4 separate regions of the Homo sapiens genome follow, and regions 2, 3 and 4 are each linked to region 1. A link is a contact called in ENCODE Hi-C or POLR2A ChIA-PET data. All regions are on one chromosome and are shown on one strand. The core of a region is the stretch at or near the end of the contact, and the rest is flanking DNA. Distances in the headings are between cores, read along the strand shown. Region 1 holds the start of GUCD1 (guanylyl cyclase domain containing 1). Region 2 holds the start of PEX26 (peroxisomal biogenesis factor 26). Region 3 holds the start of FBXO7 (F-box protein 7). Region 4 holds the start of MTFP1 (mitochondrial fission process 1).

The links. Hi-C counts contacts between places; a loop is a spot of excess contacts on that map. ChIA-PET counts read pairs that join two places held with the same protein, here RNA polymerase II (POLR2A). Pooled maps may share reads with other maps.
Region 2: a loop to region 1 is called in a map of CD8-positive, alpha-beta T cell, with 32 times the contacts of the local background. The contact joins the promoter of PEX26 here to the promoter of GUCD1 in region 1. A Hi-C loop is called at or near these places in 2 of 168 maps with a recorded cell type or tissue (CD8-positive, alpha-beta T cell and naive thymus-derived CD4-positive, alpha-beta T cell) and 5 of 50 pooled maps.
Region 3: a loop to region 1 is called in a map of B cell, with 20 times the contacts of the local background. The contact joins the promoter of FBXO7 here to the promoter of GUCD1 in region 1. A Hi-C loop is called at or near these places in 1 of 168 maps with a recorded cell type or tissue (B cell) and 4 of 50 pooled maps. POLR2A ChIA-PET finds 5 or more read pairs at or near these places in 1 of 52 experiments (BJ).
Region 4: a loop to region 1 is called in a map of B cell, with 18 times the contacts of the local background. The contact joins the promoter of MTFP1 here to the promoter of GUCD1 in region 1. A Hi-C loop is called at or near these places in 2 of 168 maps with a recorded cell type or tissue (B cell and naive thymus-derived CD4-positive, alpha-beta T cell) and 6 of 50 pooled maps.

The regions. Positions count from the first base shown.
Region 1 is chr22:24,553,817-24,556,516 of GRCh38, forward strand. It overlaps GUCD1 (guanylyl cyclase domain containing 1), which reads right to left and starts at 1,322. Exons shown (of 6, transcript NM_001284254.2): 1 at 1,133-1,322. The coding sequence starts at 1,175. It overlaps SNRPD3 (small nuclear ribonucleoprotein D3 polypeptide), which reads left to right and starts at 2,183. Exons shown (of 4, transcript NM_004175.5): 1 at 2,183-2,255. RefSeq lists a silencer at 1,071-1,430 and an enhancer at 1,891-1,990.
Region 2 is chr22:18,076,576-18,079,275 of GRCh38, forward strand. PEX26 (peroxisomal biogenesis factor 26) reads left to right here and starts at 1,415. Exons shown (of 5, transcript NM_001127649.3): 1 at 1,415-2,031. The coding sequence starts at 1,802. It overlaps LOC105372853 (a long non-coding RNA gene), which reads left to right. Exons shown (of 6, transcript XR_001755424.2): 6 at 1,083-1,321. RefSeq lists enhancers at 1,089-1,148, 1,479-1,708, 2,189-2,238 and a silencer at 1,779-1,828.
Region 3 is chr22:32,473,396-32,476,095 of GRCh38, forward strand. It overlaps FBXO7 (F-box protein 7), which reads left to right and starts at 1,416. Exons shown (of 9, transcript NM_012179.4): 1 at 1,416-1,729. The coding sequence starts at 1,608. RefSeq lists enhancers at 391-450, 1,176-1,676, 1,339-1,508, 1,677-2,177, 1,763-1,932 and silencers at 1,497-1,686, 1,697-2,006.
Region 4 is chr22:30,424,326-30,427,025 of GRCh38, forward strand. MTFP1 (mitochondrial fission process 1) reads left to right here and starts at 1,443. Exons shown (of 4, transcript NM_016498.5): 1 at 1,443-1,621; 2 at 2,392-2,519. The coding sequence starts at 1,555. It overlaps SEC14L2 (SEC14 like lipid binding 2), which reads left to right. Exons shown (of 12, transcript NM_012429.5): 12 at 1-978. RefSeq lists a silencer at 1-85 and enhancers at 1,703-2,261, 2,262-2,700.

The sequences.
Region 1 (2,700 bases), core at 72-2,571:
CAGCCTCGGCAAGGGCGGATCGGACCTAGAGGTGCTCATGTTGGGGGTGATAAGGTTAGGCGAGGCCTTGGCATCTGTCCCCATAACAGCTTTAGCCTTCTAAACACAAAGCCACAGCCAGACGTTGCTGCCTGGAGCCAAAGGGCTGCCTGGAAGGCCCTGGCCTGAGCTCAGTTAGTGGCTGTCACTAAGGAAGGCAAGCAGTGCACTAGCCTTTAATACTTAACCCATCTCAGACTCAGTCTGCTCAGCTGCAAAAGTGCAAATCACAGTGGGCACCTACTTCACTGGTTCGTTATGAGGATTAATGAGGCACTGCATGTAAACAACTGCACGCAGCGCGCGCCTGCCTCATAGAACACTCCCTGTGAATGTAAGCCATTCCTCCTCTGAGGCTCAGGAAAGGCAAGTATCTTGTCTCAGACCACAGGGCTAGACAACTGGAGGAGGAGGGTTGTAAATCCCCCACCAACTCCACACAGCAGACACAAAAGGGAACACTCCCTGGGAGTGACACCTGAAGGTCAGGGTCCCACATGCTGTTGACCTCTTCCACAGTTGGCACTTCACTTCAGAGTTTACTAGCTAGAACTCCGTTTGTCATCAACCCCGCGCCTTCAGCAGGACAGGAATCACGTCTTCCCCCTCCCCTACGTCTTGGGCAAGCAAACTAACGGCCAAGACATTGAATACCAGTCCGGGTCTCCGCCCCAAAGGGGCTCAGGCTACCGCGTGGCAGAGAGAACGAAAGTGAAGAACAAGAGCAAGACAAAACGCCGAGTCTCGGAGGCCAGGGCACTGGCCCTTCCATTGCTCGGTGCTCTCGGCCAGTTTCCTGCCCTTCCCAGCCTCAGTCCTCCACGGTTTCCCAAGGCATGGGAGCTCCCAAGGCGGCTCCAGCAGGACTTTTCGCTTCTGGGGAAGGTGGTGCCCCTGCTACCCGGACCTTCCCACCATGCTGACAAGGGTCGCAATCCTGCGAGTGTCAGGAAACCCCCACTGACTGGAACCAGGCGGGTGTGGGGGCGAGGCGGGAGTCGGCCCAAGGTCGCGCGACTGGACCCTGCCCCGCGCTAGGGAGGGGTCCCTTTCGTTCCTAGGGTGAAGACTGGGCCCACAGAGAGGCACTGACCGGGCTCGAGCGGCGGCCCCGCTGCCTCCGCCTCCGTCCTCATGACCCGGGCGGCGCGGGGCGCCCATGGCCCCGGCCCAGAGCGGGCTACAGCTTCCGCTTCGGCTGGGGCGGGAGGGCGGTCGGTGCGTGTCGAGTTCCTTCTCCGCCACCGCCGCCGCTGCGGAGGAGAGAACGGGAGGCGGCGGCTGGGCCGCCCCAAGCGCCGCCCCAGCCCTTCCAGGTCTCGAATCTGGAGGCCCCGCCCCCTCCTTAGGCCCCGCCCCAAACTTTGATCTTAGAGGTCCCCAGCCTCTTGATTTAAGTCTGCTCCGGCCATTCGCCGCCTCAGCGTTGAGTGGCCCCACCCTCTCGCCCAATCCTCGCGCAGACGCGCAGCTCACCAGGACGCGGGCCCCGGAAGCCCCGCCCCTTTCTTTGAGCCCCGCCCCAAAGCTCGTGCATTTCCTGAATAGAGGCTCGTCCCTTCGGCAAGCCCCGCCTCTGCCGGGTCCCGCTCTTTTGCCAGTCCTAGGTGTAAGCCCTGATCCCGCCCAGTGCATCCCCGAGGCCCCAAGCAACTCTCCTCCAACTGTCTTTAGGGATAACCCTGAGCGGGCAGCCGCTCTACTCTATACCTAACTTTATCCGTACCAGATACCTAGCCTCACTCAGGGCCCCCCTTACCTGGCGGTGCCGGGATCAACAAATGAAATTGTGACGGGAAGTCCTGGCCCTTGGCCCAACCTCCTGCTGTCCCCGGTCTGAGGGCCCAAGCCCCGCGTCTCCGCCTTGCCGTCCAGCCTGTCCTTGGTGTGGGGTGCTTGGAAGTGTGAGCACCCTCTCTGGCTCTTTGCCGGCCCCAAGGGTCGTTGCGGCGGCCCCCGGGCCCAGTCATCAGCCCTCTTTTCCGGTGCCGGAACTATCGTACTGGTGCCCTAGTTTCCCAGCCGGCAGGCGGAGTGAGGAGGAAGCGGAGGCGAGACCGCGCTCAACACTGGGGAAAGGAAGGAGGCGGGCCCTGCGCGCAGCATTTTGGGAAAGAGTGGAATTCTGGGTGTTAGGCCCGCCATTCGCTTGACTCACGCCTTCGCCGTAGCATCTTTCGCAGCGGACCGAAGAGAAGAAAAGTAGGCCAGAGCCGGTGAGGCTGGGGACGGGCGAGGGGAGGTCGAGGCGCCTGTGAGGGGCCAGGGGCTGGAGAAAGACTTGCTGCATGGAACTCTGCGGGGCTCGGGGAGGGAAGAAAGCGGGAAGCTTGGGCCACCCAAACATCAGCGTCGCCTCACTAGCTCCTGGAAGTAAGTTCATTAGCTTTCCCCTCAACGTGCATGCTTCTCACATTCTGTATCTCTCCAGGTGAGTGTTTTTCAAAGCTTCCAGGCAGTAATCTCGAAGTCATTTCTGATTGACTATCTCCTTCCCCCAAATCCTATGAGTTTTTTTTTGTTTTTTTTTTTTTAAGTAGAGACGGGGTTTCACCATGTTGCCCTGGCTGGTCTCGAACTCCTGGGCTCAAGGGATCCACCGGCCTCGGCCTTCCAAAGTGCTGGGATTACAGGCGTGAGCCACCGCGCCCAGCCGGTCAT
Region 2 (2,700 bases), core at 165-2,664, 6.5 Mb before region 1:
AAGTATGTTTGCTATTCAGGGGATACACAGTCATTCCATGAGCAAGTTACACAATGTAAAATAAGGACATTGTGAAAAACAAAACCATACCGTACATAATGCACTTTATAGTAAAGTACTGGGAACAGAGTATTTGGTAAATTGTAACTATAATAATAATTTTAAACAGATCCACAAATCACACTTATTATTATATTCTGTTTCACCCGGGCTTTGCCAAGCTTCCCACATTTGTACTAGATCCTCTTGGCTTTAGTTTCTCCCCAGTTCTCTACCCTTTGAATTCACTCCAAAGCTTCCCTAGAATCTTTGCTCTCCTAGAAATTAGATTAAACAGGCACCTGCTCACATCATACATCCCCTGCCCTTGTCACCAGACATGCACACATCCATCTTCTGGGATTTCCGTTCTCTTGCAGAAAAGTCTGCATGGGAAGCTGAGGCAGAACCAAGTCCACCAGACTCCGAGGAAAGAGAAGTCTGGACCCTGTAACCAGATAAAAGTGAAACCAGGACTTCATTTATTCCACAAATACTTTTTGACTACCTATAGATGACAGGCACTGTTCAAGGCATTGAGGTTCCCACAGTGAACAAAAGAGACAAAAACGTCTGCCTTTGTGAGTTTATATCATAGTGGAAGGAAATAGACAATAAAAATAAGTAAAATATAGACATTGGTATGTAGATGGTGATAAATGATAAGGAGAAATATAAAGACAGATCGGAAGTGACAACAGTGGGGAAGTGGAATTGGTATCTGCATTTAACGTTGTTTTTTAACAGCAAATTCAGGATGGGGCAGAGAGCAGTGAGAAAAATGAGGCCCTTATGCTCAGCGCCCCCAACCCCGCCTCGGTGGGGTCACTATTCATTTTGGAACATTGCCCTTGGGACCAACATATTCTCAGTGGTCCTTGTGAAGGTTTCCACCCTAAGTCCCTCATCCTCACCAGGCAATATTCATTACCCTACAGCAAACTCCGGAGGCAACGCGGAGAAAGTGTGAATCAATTCAAGACTAAGGTTGCCAAAATGTTTGATCAGCTCTGCGTCAGCCTTGACATTACATTACATTACAGATCCCCTGATCGCCACCGTCGCAGAAGCTCTGAATTAAAAGCGTGCATGTAGCTGCACATCCATTGCTGGCACTTCTTCCGTTAGCCTCCGCTGGAACTGGTTAGTGAGGACCCCTCCATTTCACAAGACAGCTTCGGTTTTGCTTCGTTTTGACTTCCGCACCCCGAAGCTGTAGCACCAGTTTGTTTTCTCACGGCACAGGGGCGGCTTCCGGGGCGCGGCGTGCTGGGGGTTGTAGTCCGCGCTCTGCCTCCTACTTCCATTACAGAAGGCGATGGGCCGAGAGCTGAGGAACTACAACTCCTAGAGTACTCCGCGCCGCCGGGACGCCGCGCGGCTGCGGGGCTGGGCGAGCGCAAAGATGTCCGCGCCCGCTGCCGGGAGGCGAGGTGAGTCTTTGATCGTAACCAGGAGCCCGGAGCTGAGGCAGTTCCTGCACGTGTCGCGGGGCCGGAGAAGCTAGGGCCAGGTATTCCAGGGATGCAAGAATCCTGCAAATCTGACGTGTAAACTGCTTCCCCAGCCTCCAGGCGAGCCCAGCTTTTGCCTCAGATAGGCCCCTTCCTTTTCCTTCTCGGGGAATCGACCTCGGGAAGGGGTGTGGGCAAAGAGATGAGGACTCTCCCTCTTCGCCCAGGCCAACTCGGGATATCCCGGAGCCTCTGGGGAGGCGGTCACTCCGACGTCTGAGGACCTGGGCCTTGGACCCGGACTCGTTATGAAGAGCGATTCTTCGACCTCTGCAGCCCCCCTCAGGGGGCTCGGGGGACCCCTGCGCAGCAGCGAGCCGGTGCGCGCGGTCCCGGCCCGGGCGCCGGCCGTGGACCTTCTGGAGGAGGCGGCCGACCTCCTGGTGGTGCACCTGGACTTCCGGGCGGCGCTGGAGACCTGCGAGCGGGCCTGGCAGAGTCTGGCCAACCACGCCGTGGCAGAGGAACCCGCGGGCACGTACGTGCTGGGCTCGGAAATGAACCGATTTCCGGGCGCTCTTGTGGTGGGGCTCAAGGTCTCAGGAGTTCTGTCCTTCCCAGATTGCCCACAAGGAGCTTTACACCTCGCTTTCATCAGTGGTTTGTCTCCGAGAGGGTGGTCGCTCATCGTGTGCCCATTCTACAGAGAAGGGAAGTCGTGTAACAAAAACTTAGTGGGGATCCCACAGCCAATTATTTGCTCCTTGTTCCAAGGTACAATGACATGATGGGAAGGCTGAATGTGTATTAAGTGCTAAGTTCTGTCAGTAAGCAGGTGGTAAAAGTCCTCTCCCAGGTACCTCCGCCCTCCCCGCCCCGCCCAAGGTTGTTTATTCCTGACCTTGGCTGATGATGGGGAATGGGGGTCATGGCAGGAGCAGCGTTCTGGTCCAATTAGAGGACTGGATTAAAGAATTAATTCAGGGCCGGGAGCTGGGGCTTACGCCTGTAATCCCAGCACTTTGGGAGGCCGAGGCAGGAGGATTGCTTGAGCCCAGGAGTTCGAGACCAGCCTGGGTAACATAATGAGCCCTCTTCTCTACCAAAAAGAAGAAAAAGAAAAGAATCCGGAGAAAAAAACCTTGGGCTTGCATTGCTCTTTCTAATGCCACCAGCCTCGTCTGGCAGGTGAGGGAGTCATTTCTTT
Region 3 (2,700 bases), core at 166-2,665, 7.9 Mb after region 1:
GGGCAGAAACATGTCTTTTTGGTCTCTTGAGTCTCCAGCATGTGGGGTATCTGTCACAAAGTAGGCAATCAATACATATTTATTTGCAGAATCAAGGGCAGGATGTGGACAAGTGCTGCCACCTATTGGGAGAAACTTTATTTGACTCTAAGGATTTGGACTATGGTTATCACACAAGGACGAAACTTGATACTCTCTCTCATCTAAGTTATCATTAGTTAGACCCTCTATGGTAGCCAGCCTCCAGGATGGCCCGCAGCGATCCCTGTCTGTTGGCATTCATACCTTTGGCTGGATCCTCTCACACATAGGGTTGGTTTGTAAATATGACAAAAGCCGTATGTGACCTCTGGAGCTAGGTCATAAAAGACATTGTGGCTTATACCTTGGTCTCTCTGGGATCACCTGCTCTGAAGGAAGCCAGCTGCCATGTCATGGGGACACTCAAACAGCCCTATGGGGAGGTTCACGTGGTGAAAACAGGTCTCTGGCCAACAGTCATGACTGTGCCATCCTGGAGGCCGATCCTCCAGCCCTAGTCAATAACTGCTGCCCTGGCCTACAGTTTGTAATCTCATGGGAGACCTGGAGACAGAACCACCCAGCCACGCATCCCCAAATCCCTTTACCTCTAAAACCTGTGGGACAACAAATGTTTATTGCGTTAAACTTTGGGGTGATTGTTATGCAGCCACAGAGTTCTAATAAACTGTCGGACATAGATTACTGGCTACAAATAGTTCTACTTTTTTTTTGAGACAGGGTCTCGTTCTGTGGAACCAGGCTGAGGTGCAGTGGTGCGATCACAGCTCATTGAGGCCTCGACCTCCGGGCTCAATCGACCCTCCCGCCTCAGCCACCCAACTAGCTGGGACTACAGGCAGGCGCCACCACACCTAATTTTTTGTATTTTTTGTAGAGATGGGGGGGGGGGTTTCACCATGTTGCCCAGGCTGGTCTCGAACTCCTGGGCTCAAACGATCCACCCGCCTCGGCCTCCCAAAGTGCTGGGATTACAGGCGTGAGCCACCGCGCCCGGCCAACCTAAGGATTAACCTAAGGCTTCTCAGAGCAGATGCCGCTGGAACTGAGGGCCACGGAAGAAAGGGGGTGACACTTGGTCCTGGGGAGTGGCGACTGTATTGTCTGTCTGCAGCATCCCTATCAGCGCTACCGTTGTTCCACGCACACAGGGAGTAAGTACTGGGAGTCCCAGCCACCGCCGCGGAAAATCTGGGATGCCAGCGAGCGGCCGCATCTCGGCGCCTGCGCACTGTGCCCGCGCTCTCAGGCAGCGCCGTTGCGCGCGGAGTCATCGATCGGCCGACCCCGAGAGGCCCGGTTCCTTTAGGCCGCCTGCCCGCCTCCAGCTCTCGGGGTCGGCTCCAGGAGGCGCCCTCAGGAGAGGGGCGGGCGCTCTATTCCAGAGACCGAGTGGCAGGGCGGCCACTGTGGCGGGGCTCTTTCCCCGTTTCGCCTCAGCTACCCCTCAGCTCCGGTAGTCGCCAGTCCGGGGTCGTCGCCGTTTGGGGCGGGAGCTGCTCGGCCCCGCCGCCGTCCCCGTCGCCGCTTCCGGGTCCAGGCCCCTCGGGCCGCCTGCCGCCGTCATGAGGCTGCGGGTGCGGCTTCTGAAGCGGACCTGGCCGCTGGAGGTGCCCGAGACGGAGCCGACGCTGGGGCATTTGCGCTCGCACCTGAGGCAGTCCCTGCTGTGCACCTGGGGGTACAGGTACGCTGGGGCCGGGGCTGGGCGGCCCGCGGGGAGTGGGGAGTGCTTGGGGTGGGTGCAGGGCGGGTTGGCGTCATCTGTGGGCTGCAGGCGCGGGCGTGGCCGGGCGATAGGCCAAGTGCGGGGACGCCGGGGGGGCCTTCACGGGAGGCCCGGGCTCTTCCGGGCGTCGCGGAGCCGGAGGGTGCAGGCGACGGGAAGCGCGGGTGGTCGGCTGGGGTCCGGCTCCTGGAGAACATGGCCCGGCCTCCCGGGGGCTCTGGTCCCCTCCTCGGTGAGTCATGGCTTCTGGTTTTGCAGTAAACGGAACCAGGGAGAGGAGGGAACGCACAATTTCCACAACTGGTTAGATTTCAAGTTGGAAATGATGAGCTTGGCTTGGGTTAAACCTTTCTGGACTGTGAGGGGTCCGAGTTAATTTCTTCAGCTGTTGGAGTATTTCAATGAAAAAGTTTGGAAATTGCTAGAAGTTAAAAATCTGCCCTCAATCCGAGGCCACCGGTAGCTTGTATCGCTGCTGTGAAGCGGCAACAATTTTAGATTCTGTTGTGTTCATGCGCCGAGCACCGCGGTGAGCGCTTGGACTTCGCCGCCGAAAAGTTTTAGAAAGGACAGCGTGTAGGCGTGTTTCAGACCATTTCATTTTCTTGGGTGAAATGTTGCTTTTTTGCTAAAACTGAGGCAAACGTTGATCTTGAGAGCTTGCAGTTTGGGGGCAGTAAAGTTGAGAAAGGATCATATTCTGTTATTGGTTTGTGGGACTGCAGGTGAAGCTGCTTTGTTTCCCTAAAAGATACTTTTTGGGGACAATAATTTGGGAGTAAAGCGGCAAGGTAAGAGTGGTCCTCTTCAAATACTGAGCTAGTGAATTTGAAACTTGAGTGTGCTAAGGAAAAATGAAAAAGATGTTCCCTGGGGATTTTTAGGTGAATTCTTCAAAACAAAAGCAAACCTTCCTACGTTTTCACCTT
Region 4 (2,700 bases), core at 193-2,692, 5.9 Mb after region 1:
CTCCCACCCACCACCCTCCCCAACCTACAAGCCCAGCTCAGCTTGAGGTAACTGCTGACCGGACTGTCCTATACAGCCCTACAAGACAGAGGCGCCTAGGGCTGAAAGCGGGGGCCTCCGTAGGGAGCCAGCGGGGGCCTCAATAGTTACTCATTTTCTCTACCTTTGATGAAAATAAGAGCTAATTCTTAATAAGGCCTACCGGGTATCACGCAAAAACCCTGTGCTTACTATTACACTTTGGGTTGTTGCAAAGATTAAAGGAAATAAGCCGTGCAAAGCGCTTAAGAGCTTGGTATAAGTAAGTGCTCGTCAATGTTGGCTACTCTCATTTTTTTTGCAGACGTGGGAACTGGGGCTCAGGGAGGCTAACAGCCAGTAGGCGGCACAGCTAGGATTTGAACCCAGGATTGTCTCCAACGCCGCTCAATTATACCCGCCAAGGAGTCACAGAGACTTAGTGAAGTGCACACATTGCTCACCTGGGTGAACTGAGGTCCAGCGGGGGAAGGCTTCCTCCTGTTGTAATCACTAACCCCAACTCTGTCTCCCTTGCCCGATTCATTCATTCGTTAATTAATTCATCCAACATCCTGTCCCCAAGAAGCTCAGTCTGGGGACATACTGATCCAGTTAAATGCGAGTGCTTCCTAGTTATACATGGCGACTGCTGAGAAGGGACTCCAGAGTCCAGGCACCTACCTCCCAGGGGCTCACCGTTCACTCCTCTAGCCTCATTTAGAGCTCGCATTAAGAGCACGGGATCTGGATCCACACTGTTTGGATTCAAATCACAACTTCACCACTTAGCAGCTGTGTGTTCTGGGAAAATGACCCACCTTCTCTGTGCCTCCATTTTCTCACCTGTAAAACGGGCTCCCAGGCTGGTGGGAGGGTTTCAGGTGTAAGACATGGAGAGTCCTTTAGCGAACATGTAGACTGGCAATAAACTCAATAAATGGTGACTGTTATAATTAATCCTCGGAACCATCCTAGGGAGTGGACACTATTGTGTTCCCCATTTTATTTATTACATTAATTTTTTTTTTTTTTTTTTAGTAGAGACGAGGTCTCGCTATGTTGTCCAGGCTGTTCTCGAACCCTTGGGCTCAAGAGATCTTCCCGCCTCCGGCCTCCCAAAGTGCTGGGATCACAGGCGTGAGCCAACGGGCCCAGCCTGTGTCCCTCCCTCGTTTTTACAAATGAATAAAGAGATGCTGGATAAGCCCGAGGTCACAAGCTTTGCAGTGTAGCATCCCCCAACTTGATCCCCTGTCTCTTTGGCTCCAAAACCTACACTCAGTCCTGGGAGCGATTAGCGCCAACAGCTCAGAGAAAACGTGACGAAAACCAGTCTGTAAAACCCGAGCCTGGGAGAGGGGCTTCGGTGCGCGGGGGGAATTTGCAGACGCTCCCTGCTGGCGGAGATTTCCTGACCTGTCCTTCGGCGCGGGACTTTCGGCGGGTCCCGGCCGGGCAGACCCAAGTGCCGGCGGCGGAGACTGCAGTGGAGCCAGTACCGGCTGTAGTGGCCGGGGCCGTGGCGGGAGAGTCATGTCAGAGCCGCAGCCGCGGGGCGCAGAGCGCGATCTCTACCGGGACACGTGGGTGCGATACCTGGGTGAGCGCGGGGCGACGGGCGCGGCGACCCCACCACCACTGGGCTGGAGAAGCAGGGGTCGCCGGACGCCCGCCCGGGGCCTGGAGGAGGCGGGATGATCTTAGTTCTCATTCTGCTTTTGGGCCGGAGACTGGGCTCAGACAGGGCTAGGGACTTGCCCAAGGTCACACTACCCTGGTGGGTCGCCCAGGGCGGAAGCTCCCATGGGGTGAGCGGGCTGCCCGCTCTGGCATGCGCTCTGGCTGGCTGTGGAGTCGGGATCTCCACTCCCATTTCGGTCCTGACACGCACTGGCTCTGTCTGAACCTCAGTTTCCTCCTCGGCAAAAAAACAAAAACAAAACAAAAAACAAACGAGATACACACGAGGGCCTCTCTCATTGGGTGGTGGTTGCGAGGGTGGAATGGGATAAAGCGCAGAAAGCCCTGGCACTTGGCGAGCGTCTGGTCAGTGGCGCTGCCCTCGATCACTCTGCCCCTCTGGGTGCCTGTCACCTCATTAGTGCAGTTACTCCTGGGACCAAGACCAGGAAATCTAACCAATAAGCAATGGTAACAGTGACTCAGTGCTCAGTCCGCCCTCAGTGGCCCGAGTCCGAGGTGGGCATCATGGCACCAGTTTACATCTCGGAAAGGGAGGCTCAGAGAGGTCAAGTCACTTGCCTAAGGTCACCCAGGGACTGCTTAGCTGGCTAGGATGAGAACCAGCCTGCTCCAACGCCCCCTCGTGGAACAGTTGCGAGCCTAGGAATTAAATGTTCCCTCCCCCAGGCTATGCCAATGAGGTGGGCGAGGCTTTCCGCTCTCTTGTGCCAGCGGCGGTGGTGTGGCTGAGCTATGGCGTGGCCAGCTCCTACGTGCTGGCGGATGCCATTGACAAAGGCAAGAAGGCTGGAGAGGTGAGTGTTAGCCTATTTTCCAACCCCCAACCCTAGCTCTCTTCTTGTGTGGTTCAGTCCACAGCCTTGCATGTGATAAAGTCCCTGTGGGACACTCCAGTCCCTACAACCTTGCCTAGTGCAGTCCATAGACAGTCCTGTTTGTAGGACAGTGTACCCCTGCCCCCACACTCCCACTCCC